2 separate regions of the Homo sapiens genome follow, and region 2 is linked to region 1. A link is a loop called in an ENCODE intact Hi-C map of the cell type or tissue named here. Cell type or tissue: GM12878. All regions are shown on one strand. Each heading gives the region's core, and the rest is flanking DNA. Links, peaks and the distances in the headings are about the cores only. Region 1 overlaps DLG2 (discs large MAGUK scaffold protein 2). Region 2 overlaps DLG2 (discs large MAGUK scaffold protein 2).

Region 1 (5,393 bases), core at 325-5,324:
TACCTCCCCAGTCTTATTCCAGCATAAAATCTTTACTTATTGCTGATGAAAAAAATTACCCAAGATTATACTATCATTTTAAAATTGGACTGAAGTAGAAAACAATCAAGAGGCTCCTGTCGAATGAGACGTTAAATGATAAAATATGTTGGGGCTCCTGGCCTTTGTCTACTCATTCAAGGTAGTGATCAGTTATCCATTGCAAGCCTATGCCAGGCTGTAGATGAGAGTATTTGTCTCAGAAGTTTTGTTTTATCATAACCATTTGTCCTTAAATACCAATTTGGCTTTCTATAAGGAATTTAGCACATTTACAGAAATCTCAGTGCTCTTTAGTTATGGCATCATTAAAAATTAAAACTCATATATCACCTGAAAGAAGTCTACTGGCTTTAAATACACAAAAAATACTCAATCTCTCTCCTACCACTAATGCTATATAATTGATACCATATTAGTTGCACCTCCTCTCCAGTCTAGGCGACAGAGCGAGACTCCGTCACAAAAAAAAAAAAGTTCCCATATCCAGATGCTACTCTACTGCTTGAATTCAGTCTTCCATATGACTCTAGGACTATAGATAGCATCTCATTTATTTCCCTTCCTCTCATCTTAACCTCCTTCCATCTGTCCTCCACATTGCTGCCAGAATAGCATTTGTACCATGAAACTCTGACCATGGTGCTTCCTGCCTGGTATTCATCCATTTTTCCCTTGGCTTTTGGCATACTCCTTAATTCACAAAAGAAGGCCCTTTGTGATCTGACCCCGACTTACCTTCTCAATACTCTTTCACTTGTCTACATTTCAGCAAAGCTGTTGTCTTAGCATGGTTCATTTTCCTATTATCTACTCATAAATATCATGTGTTAGCACGGCGTCCATTCCCCCGAGAAGATTTTCTGGATTATATGGTTAGGTTTTCTTCAGCTCTGACACACCCCAAGCTAAGATGACGCCTAATATTTATTTCTCTGTTCCCTGCTGTCCATGCATTTACCTAGTACCTTCTCCTTGAGTTGAAGTGGTGATTGGCATCTAAATAATATAATATAGCAAAGGTGATGGGATGTCACCCTCTTTATTAGGTTACATTAAATGGCAAAAAAGATGGGATATCATGCCCATGATTACCTTACATTATATAAGACACACTTCTTAGAAGATTGGAGAGAGACTCTCATGTTGGCCTTAAAGAAGCAACAGCCATGTTGTGAACTGCCTATGGAGAGGGCTGCATGGCAGGGTACTGTGGGCAGACTCTAGTAGCTAAGGCATCTTCCAGCCAACAGCCAATAAGAAGCTGAGGCTCTCAGCCATACCCCCACAAGGAAATACATTCTGTTAACAATCCAAGTAAGCTGGAATTAGATCTGTCCTTGGCTTAGCCTCTTGTAAGACTGCAGCCCTGGATTCCAGCCAGTGAGACAATGAAGCAGAGAGTCCTGCTATGCTGTGCTTGGGCTTGACCAAAGGAAACTGTGAAATAATAAACATGGTTTGTTTCAAGGGACTGTTCGTGGAAATGTGTTACGCAGCATAGAAAATGAATGCATTAACAGCCCAAGATGCTTTTCATTGGGCTCCTACTGCACTTTTCACATACCTCCATCAAGCAGCTGAAACTTTTATACTCAAATAAATTGTTTCCCAACAGATAAAAAATTTCAAGAGCAGTTACTGTGTCTTTTTTTCTAGCATCTAGTATAGGAAGCTCTCGATGACGCTTTTTTTTTTTTTGCAATGAGAAAATAATTTTTAAAAAGAACAAAAGTAAATGTGGAAAGCTGGAAGTGTATTTATTGAAAGCATTTTATCATTGAACATAGAGCTATTTCAACGTTAATAATCTATAAGCCTACATCTTAAAAATTTAAATATAGGAAAACCAAACAGGGCTATTATTTAATGAGGGCCTATTATATACTTGGTGCTGAACTAATAAATATGGAAAATGCAACTTTAAAAGACTCTTACATAATTTCTCATGGTTCATATGGAAAAATTTGAGCTTTATCCAAGCAACATTAGTTAAATGTATAAATCTTCAAATAAATGTTGTCGAAGATAGTTGGGATAGTAAGCTTTGCAAAATTAAGCTGCCCTAGAGATGTTTAAGCTCACACTTCAGTCCCTCCTATTAGAATGATAATAAAAGGAATTCAAATACTGAACTGCGTAACCTTTGAGGTCCCTTTTAGTTCAAAGATTTCATGATCCTTAAAACTGCAATTTGGAAAACATTATTTTGTGGCAGGCTAATGAATTATAGCCAATGACATGATAACTATATTAAATATATATATATTAGAAAGATAACTCCGAAATGCATTCTCACGAACCCTACATATTCCTTTAAATAAAGTATCTGCCCAAAAAACCTAAGACATGTTGTTCCAGTAAAACTGGAACTGGGTGCTGATTTTCCTCTATATGTGCTGCAATGACTCCAGAAGCCACAAGGTGGCAGAGTGTTGGTACTGTGTTTCTAATTCACAAGACTTCACAACAGGAGTTCATGATACATTCAAAGGCAACTTTAACTGAGATTTTGAATTCTTCCATCTGTTTCCATGTGCCAGGTGCAGGGGTTGGATGGAGAAACTGAGATGTATATTTGGAGGCTCTTGAAAAAGGAGATGACAAGATATAAAATCATGTGTATTTAAAGAAAAACTCTTTGTTGGCATAACTCCCAATTTGCCTCTGACCTCAAAATTATCACAGCTCAACCTGATCACTGACTTCTCCAATCATTTCTGTAACATTTACCCTTCCACACTTAAACTGGTACAAATTCGCGAATCTAACACTCCCATTTAGATCTCTAAATCATCTAAAGCAGTAAAATTTTTTTAATCTCTTTAAAGAGTTTTAAAAAAAATCAAAGAGGCATACTCTTGTCTTTATTTCCATACATTGCTACAAGTCACAGCCCCAAATGAATATTATTTCAGTTCTATGAACAGGGTAAAGAACTTGTTCTCATGCTTTGACCTCAGGCTTTAGAGATTTCTAATATGTAACATACTTCCATTAAACTCATTCATCTTCCTCTGAAATGTAGTTTTCTCCAGAGCTCATGATCTCTTTGATAGTATTTGAATTGAAACATACTACAAGGTTATTTTTCTTTCCACAGATATTTAGAGTACTGTCACATCATAATCAGCCAAATAAATAGTATGCATAAGGTGGTGCCTCCTTTGGGGAATTATTAATAGTAGATTCCAATTCTAGAGAACCAGGACCCTGTTGTAGTAAACATTGTATCTCCAGGGCCTGGAATAGTGCCTAGCTCATAATAGACATTTGAGTGATACTGATCAAATAATCAACCTAACCTGCCTACTTATTAAACTGAAAAGATTGTATATACCTTGAGTCCAATGGGAGCCTACAATTAAGACTTGCAAATAGTAATTGCTCGATAAATCTTAAATGAACAATAAAGAGACCTGTATGCACGCATAATTTTGTGTTTCCTATTTAGAAGGGAAATTGCTATAGAAGCTCAATCAATCAAGACACAGTTATTTGTTACTACTGAATAACATTTTAATTCTGTAAGTTACCTCAAAGGTAACCAATGCGTACCCCTAAGGAGTTAACTGTGGAGGAGACAAATCACAAGAGGTAATAAGCGAAGGACTCAGAATAGCACGTTTCTTTAACCAATTTAGGGATTTTTTACATCTATTTTTATTACTTTTAAAGTAATGCATGTGAATATATGTATTTGTATTTCCATGCAAGCTGTCTAGAAAAGCTTAGACTCTCCCAGCCCAGCCAATTTTTTTAACTCTTAACACTCCTCTGGGAATTGTCCTTACTTTATTTTTTAGGGTGTCTCTTTACCCTTATATGAGTATACCTCTAATTTTTTATTTGTCAACTTTAGTATCTATTGATTTCTATACATGAAAAATGAAGATTTAGTTACTCACACTACTCTCCTACTATATCCTTTTGGTATGTTTGATATTTATAATATTATTTGAGTCCTGTTAACTCTGTAACTAATTTCTTAAAAATCTCTCTCTTATTTCAATATTTGACAGTCTTCCTCAACTCCACAATCTGTAAAATGTCAATATTAGTCATCATTCTTCCTTCCACATCCCCTCTTCTGTCAGCTAAATATTTACTTCTATAATTTTAAGATTGTTGATATTTATATTTTGTCATACAACCATAACAATATTTTCTACATTTTGTTACACAATATTGCTAAAAGTTGAAAATCAATAAATGGCCATCATATTATAATTGTTTTGTAAATACTGTTAGTGCCAGGTCAGGTAATATGTTGATGCATTTTTTTCTTTGCAAATCCAATGTCACGAACCTTGGATCACTCATGAGAGAATGTTTCTCACATCGAGGTCAAATAGATTTTTTTCCTTCACAAACCATGCATTTTAAAATGCATCAAAATTTGTTTTATATTTGTATCGTCTTGCATAGTTTGCTTTGTAGGCCTGAAAAATATAGTACTTCACCAGCCTTCCTAGAGTTTTTCCTACGCTATTTGCCTTTATTGCCTTTATTGTCATATTTTTAGTTATTTACAGACTCTTGATTATATCATTTATTCTGTGAAGTCACTGCTTTTGTAAGCTTCCTTTAGAAGATTCTGAACCTCTTTTATTTAAATTGATTACTCTCCAGGCCATTTGTACTCATGTCGTTTTGGAACTCCCCACCACCTCTTCCTTGCTCTTCTGAGTAAGAAGTGGTGGAAGCAGTTGAGTCCCAGGTCATCCCCCATCACCACACTGGGGCAGCGTCCCCAGGCTTCCAGTAGCTCCCAGGTGGGCGCTAGAGTCCATGCATTTACCTAGTACCTTCCCCTTGAGTTGAAGTGGTGATTGACATCTAAATAATATAATACAGCAAAGGTGATGGATGTCACCCTTTTTATTAGGTTACATTAAAGTTGTACATAAATTACCTCTCTCCTGGAATAGTTCTCATTTGTACCCAAAAGTATAAAATTTTTAAGAAATTGGTTATATAGAATTTATAATTATAATCATTATAATTATTAAGAAATTAGTTATACAGAAAAATATTACAATCTCCTCACAAAAAAATAAATAGCCAACTATGGTCAGTGTTCAGCTTTGTTGCCTAGCCCCTGAGGCATCTTTAATATAGAAACATGTCTAAACATAACTGCTCAATAGTAGGCCTTTTGCTAGGTGTGGTTGGGCATGCAAAAGCTAAATGAGAGACAATACTCCTGTTCCAAGAAGTGTACAGTACCCAAATGCCACAAAGATCAAATGTTAGAGTTACATTTATCAATCTAACTTTATCAACATAATTTGTATGTTATATTATGGCTTTATATCTATAATATCCCTTTGCCTTACGTATACTTCAAGTAT
Region 2 (5,393 bases), core at 113-5,112, 180 kb after region 1:
TTGTACACAATACATATTAATTTGAAGATTTAAAATTGACTTCTTTTTTTAACTTCCTAAGTACTGATGAACACTATATATGTCAAACGAAATTGCAACTGGGTTTCAACCAAACAGAATTCACCTAGATAATTTAGCCTTGCACTGCTTTCTCAATCTTGATTTATACTTATCAAAATGTGACAAAATTTCATGTAATCCATAAATACATACCCCTTATGTAACCATAAGAATTTTTAAAAGTTAAAAAAAAAGTAATGTGACAGAATATACTTTTATAAAGTTACATGTTTACAATATCAAGCAATGTATAATAGAATCAATGACCCTTGATCTAGAAGGAACTCCAAGATATCCTTTGGTTCAGTCCCCTGTCTATGAGAAACACTATTCAGAACTGATGGCTGTCATAGACTAAATAATGACTACCATTTAAGTTACTAACTCCCAGGATAAAGGCAGCATTTTCTATGACTGCCTATGTCTCTACCCAATACTAGCTTCTAAGATAATATAAAATGTAAAATTTTTTTAAAAAGAAAAAAAATTGGGAGCACTCATTTCCTTCTTTGCATGTGGATTCAAAGGAGGAGTCCAATTCAAATTTCCAGCCCCTACATGAAGGCTTCTGGGTTTGCCTCATCTGCAAGTGCTCTCTCCCTTGACATTTTATCTCTAAATGCTTATAATAGTTAGCTTGAAAATTATACCCTGTATTTTGGAATTGTTTGTGTCATTTGTTTAAATAACAGTCTATGAGATCTATGAGTCCCTTCTTAAAACTAAATTTTTAACAGCAGTTTCGTCTTATATTTTCTGATTCCTCCAAGCAACTGCTATAGTAGATGTGTCTTGTGTTACAGTAACAATGCAAAAAATCTTTAAAATATATTTCTTAGAATAAATAAATATCCAACTCTTTACCTCTTTTTCTTTCTTTCTTTCTTTTTTTTTTTTTCTTTTGAGACAGGTTCTTGCTCTGTCGCCCAGGCTGGAGTGCAGTGGTACGAACATGGCTCCCTGCTGCAGCCTCAACCAACTGTGCTCAAGTGACCCTCCTGCATCAACCTCCAAAATAGTTGGGACTACAGGCATATGCCACTGTACCTGGCTAATTTTTTATTTTTCATAGACATGGGGTCTTGGCATGTTGTTCAGGCTGTTCTCAAACTGCTGGGCTCAAGTGATCCTCTCGCCTCAGCCTCCCAAAATGCTGTGATTACCAACTTTTATAAAACCACATTTCAACTCCATTTACGTAAGTTTATCTTGAGTAACGTTTCTACTAAAATCCATTCATATTGGGCTGCATTCCTTGTGCCTAGCACTGTCGCTAGCATATAATAGGCTATAAATACATATATGTTGAATATAAAAATGAAGGAAGAATCCAGTTGGCACCTGCGGACTTTTCAACCACGTCTGATATTGAGCTATCTCAAAACATGATGGTGAGTAAATGAATGAGTGATGCTACACCCACAACACATCCACATTTGCAAGGAACACTATGCATAGTACTATTGTGATTTATGTTGTTTATGTTTACCATAAATGTTGATATTTCTTTTTTTCAAAAACCCTGGCATTTTTGAGGCCTCCTTCTAACATAATTAGTGAGAAGTAATGACTGAGTGACCTTTTGACAACAATCCCCAGGGCTGGAAGGAATCATGCTTTTTTTCAGAACCTGGCATTTTGGCTGCAAGCAGCAGCACTGGGAGCTCACTGAAAGAGCCAAAATGTGTCAGAGCACAGGGCAAAATGGCACAGCTGCCAGGTGAGGTTCAGATGCTGTCTGTGTTTTAGGTTGAAGCAGTGAAAAGGCAGACTCTAAAATCGGTCTTGTTCTTACACTCATGCGTAGCTGGCTTTGAGTTCAAGAAAGTTTAAGTAAAGCAGTTAAATGTACACCAGAATCATTACAATAACACTCAGATCTTGGTCCTGGCTCTGTGAGGCTCTGAAGTAGCTGTGTGACATCTTAGCAGCTATGTGACATCTTATTAGTTATGTGACCTCCTCTGGTAGACAAATTTCTCATCTGAAACATGTTTAGAGAACTAGGCTAGAAAAGTGGCTCTCTTTTGTGCTGTGGAGACACACTGAAAGGTCATGTTCATCGTGAAAAACATTTCAGATACTGATATTAATTATATAGTGATTGGAAATCATTTACTCAAAAAAATAAAGGATAAAAGATTTAAAAGGAGACAACTCCAGTCTCACTCGCTTATATTCTGTGTGTTTGCTTTAGAGGAAAAGAAAGAAGTCAGATGTCAGTTAATGCAACTTCAATAAAGCACAGCCTATTTTATCCAGGGTAAGCCTATTGCAAGTGACCCTAACTGAAGCTGTGACAATAACAGGTGGTTGCAAAGGCTCGTCTATGCAGTATTATTGGGGGTTTTTATAAAAGCTTGGGTATGCTTATAGGCATGAGTTGCCTCTTATGCCTGTTACAGAGGAAAAAATACTGAGAAGAGTGAGCAAGAAGCTGTCTAAAGTCCCTGTCAGCACTGAACTGTGGAGATTTGGATCAGAGTCAACCTCAGGGAACTGACTTTACAGTATCCTTGGAGACACTACACATATCCCTGAAGCAAGGCTTTAAACCCTTGAAAGATCCCATCCGAGAATGTACTATTCCCTTATTGGGTGAGACTGCAAGGCAGGGGGGTTGCTTGGGAAAGAATAAGAAAGATAACTCTTGAATAAGCATAAAATATCGCTTGTTTTTAAATACTGCCCAAAATAGCACCTCCATTTCTTTTTTATTCTGCACATAATGTCGTCTAACTAATATTTATATATGGTTTTTCTTTAACAAAAAGCTATTCTTACAGAACTATGCTGAATCATGGCTCTGGGTCTCAAGTTGCCATAACTGTAAAATGGTTTGGGTTAAATATTACCTAAGGTGTCTCCTAAGAGTATGATTCAGTGATTTTCTCAAAAAGATGTGAGTGCCTGGCTGCTGCCACCTGGTGTCAGCTACCTGAACTACAGTTACCAAAGAAGTTAATTCTTTCCTGTGTTTGCACATTCTGTCCAATTTAGTAATAATATGACAGTGCAACATGATGACTTTATAAGGTGAAATGGTCTCAACAGATAATCTAGTCTATATGACTGTGTGATACATAAAAATTACATTCTACTTTTAAAGACACCTACAGGTAGATTCTCTAAATTCTTTTGTCACCATTTCTGTGTATCACTACATTTTAAATTCTTCCTGATATTACTCCTTCCTGATATATTCATCATTATACTATAAAGCATTCCCTTCAAACTCAAAAATAAAAATAAAATATTTTCATTTATATTTTAGTGGAATTAAAAGAACATGTAAGTGACCAGCTTGTCCATATACACAGGTGTAAATAGAGGCTTCTGACAAAGAAAATAGGTCTCAGTCAGTACTGCGCACTCAAATTACCTGTAAAATGTCTCTATTAGCTGGAAGCATGGGATGTCAAAAGTAGTAGAATAGGGCATCATGACTATAGGGATTTGGGTCTAAATATGTCAGTTATTTGCTGTATAATACTGTAAAGATTACTTAATTTTACTGAGTCAGTTTCCATTTGCACATAGGTACAACAATTTCCACCTCATGGAACTTTCAAAGTTAAAGTAACTAGAACATAATAGTGTCTAATAAATGTTAGAAAACTCTGTGAGTCATACAGAGCACTATAGATGCCCCTGAATGAAGGTTTCCAACCCTTAGAAAAACAGCACAATACCTAGAACATAGTATGTGCTCAATACATAATTGTTGATAAATGATTGATTATTACTCATGTTCAAATGTCAGATTATAAGGCTTCCAGGACAGGCTTTGATGCTCTACCTCAAATTTATATTGGAGATGGGTCTGATAACAAAATTGGTGCTTATGAGAATAGGACCCAGATCATGTAACACATTGCTATGGATTATATTTAGTTGTATTCACGTGAGCTTCCCCTACAAGCCTATTAAATCCTTGAAGGCAGGAGCTATATTTTAAATATCTCTATATCTCTAGTGATTTGATGATCACTAGAATGATCATCAAATGTGACATATGCAATAAATATATCATTCGATAAAGTATTATTGACACCAACATAACTACTATTTCCACGTTAAATTTCATATGATGAAGTTTTTTTTTTTTTTTTGAGACAGAGTCTTGCTCTGTTGCCCAGGCTGTAGTGCAGTGGCATTATCTCTGCTCACTGCAACCTCCGCCTCCTGGGTTAAAGAAATTCTCCTGCCTCAGCCTCTGGAGTAGCTGGGACTAAAGCAGCACTCAACCACGCCCAGCTAATTTTTTTTTGTATTTTTACTAGAGATGGGGTTTCACCATGTTGGCCAGGCTGGTTTTGAACTCCTGACCTCAATTGATCCACCCTCCTCGGCATCCCAAAGTGCTGAGATTACAGGCATGAGACACCGTGTCTGGTCTGAAGTAATTATTTTTATCTTATGTCTTAGAAAAATGAAACTCTAGTCAAGTAGAGTCAGAAGCTCTTTCCCAGATACATACTATTGGTTTTAACTTTTAGTAAAATCAAATAGCAGAAACTCATTCACAAGTATCTACATAAATCAGGGTAAAAAAAGTTTGCATTTCCTTAGAAGAGTGGATAATGCCCAGTGAATACAAATGTCCCTCTCTCTCATCTGTCTACCTGGTGACTTGCAACACAGCTTTGTTTGTCTAACTGTATGGGCAGGACCTATAGGTAAAAAGTTGAATATATAGAAGATTTAAGCACTAAGGTTAAAAGGCTCCCTGACTTCCCAAGATTTGAGTTACTGTAAAAAATATCAGAGGAAATCCTCTGTCACAATGTGACTAACTGAATTGATAACTGATTATATAAGAGAAGTGTGTTTAAACTGGACTGTGTGGTTTCAGAAAAGCACAGCTGTTTGTAGTCAAGAGGAAGGCCATCATACAGCTACAGTTCCTCTAACCTTGTTCCACTTTGAAGTGGATTGCAGGATAAATTTTTTAAAAACTGTACTATAAAAAACCCTGATGCAGTCCTTTCTCGAGTCTGCAGAATGAAGAGGGTCAGCTTTCCTTAAGTGATTGGCTTCCTGTTTTTCTTAATTATACAAAATGAGGACAATGCAAAACACAGCTGGTGGAAACTCAGATGTTGCTCAAAGCTTGAAACACATAACGACTTTGTGATGAAAAACATAGAAAATACTTGCTGGTGAGGGGAGAGCAGCAGTGACACATTTCCAGTGGTATGCTTACTACAGCTGAAAAACCAACTTCACCTCGAAAAATAAACAGGGTGAAAGTCTTGCTATGGGGTATAAATGCTAGCCTTTAACTTAGCCACACAAGCGTTATTGAAAGAATAGAAAGGAAGAATGGAAAA

The links. Peaks named below come from ENCODE experiments on the same cell type or tissue, not always from the same donor. Only the 100,000 strongest peaks of a DNase experiment are listed, where the experiment ranks them.
Region 2: it touches region 1 in a loop (2.3-fold over the local background); 5 of 110 quality-filtered maps call a loop at or near these places.

What each region holds. Positions count from the first base shown.
Region 1 is chr11:84,382,369-84,387,761 of GRCh38, forward strand. The region is part of intron 7 of DLG2 (discs large MAGUK scaffold protein 2); the gene reads right to left. Among named protein-coding and RNA genes, the nearest start is that of DLG2-AS2, 750 kb to the left of the region's middle. In GM12878, for the core only: a CTCF peak has its summit at 2,461 (motif pointing right); a DNase peak (open chromatin) is centred at 2,503.
Region 2 is chr11:84,561,805-84,567,197 of GRCh38, forward strand. The region is part of intron 6 of DLG2 (discs large MAGUK scaffold protein 2); the gene reads right to left. Among named protein-coding and RNA genes, the nearest start is that of DLG2-AS2, 930 kb to the left of the region's middle. In GM12878, for the core only: a CTCF peak has its summit at 2,992 (motif pointing left); a DNase peak (open chromatin) is centred at 3,007.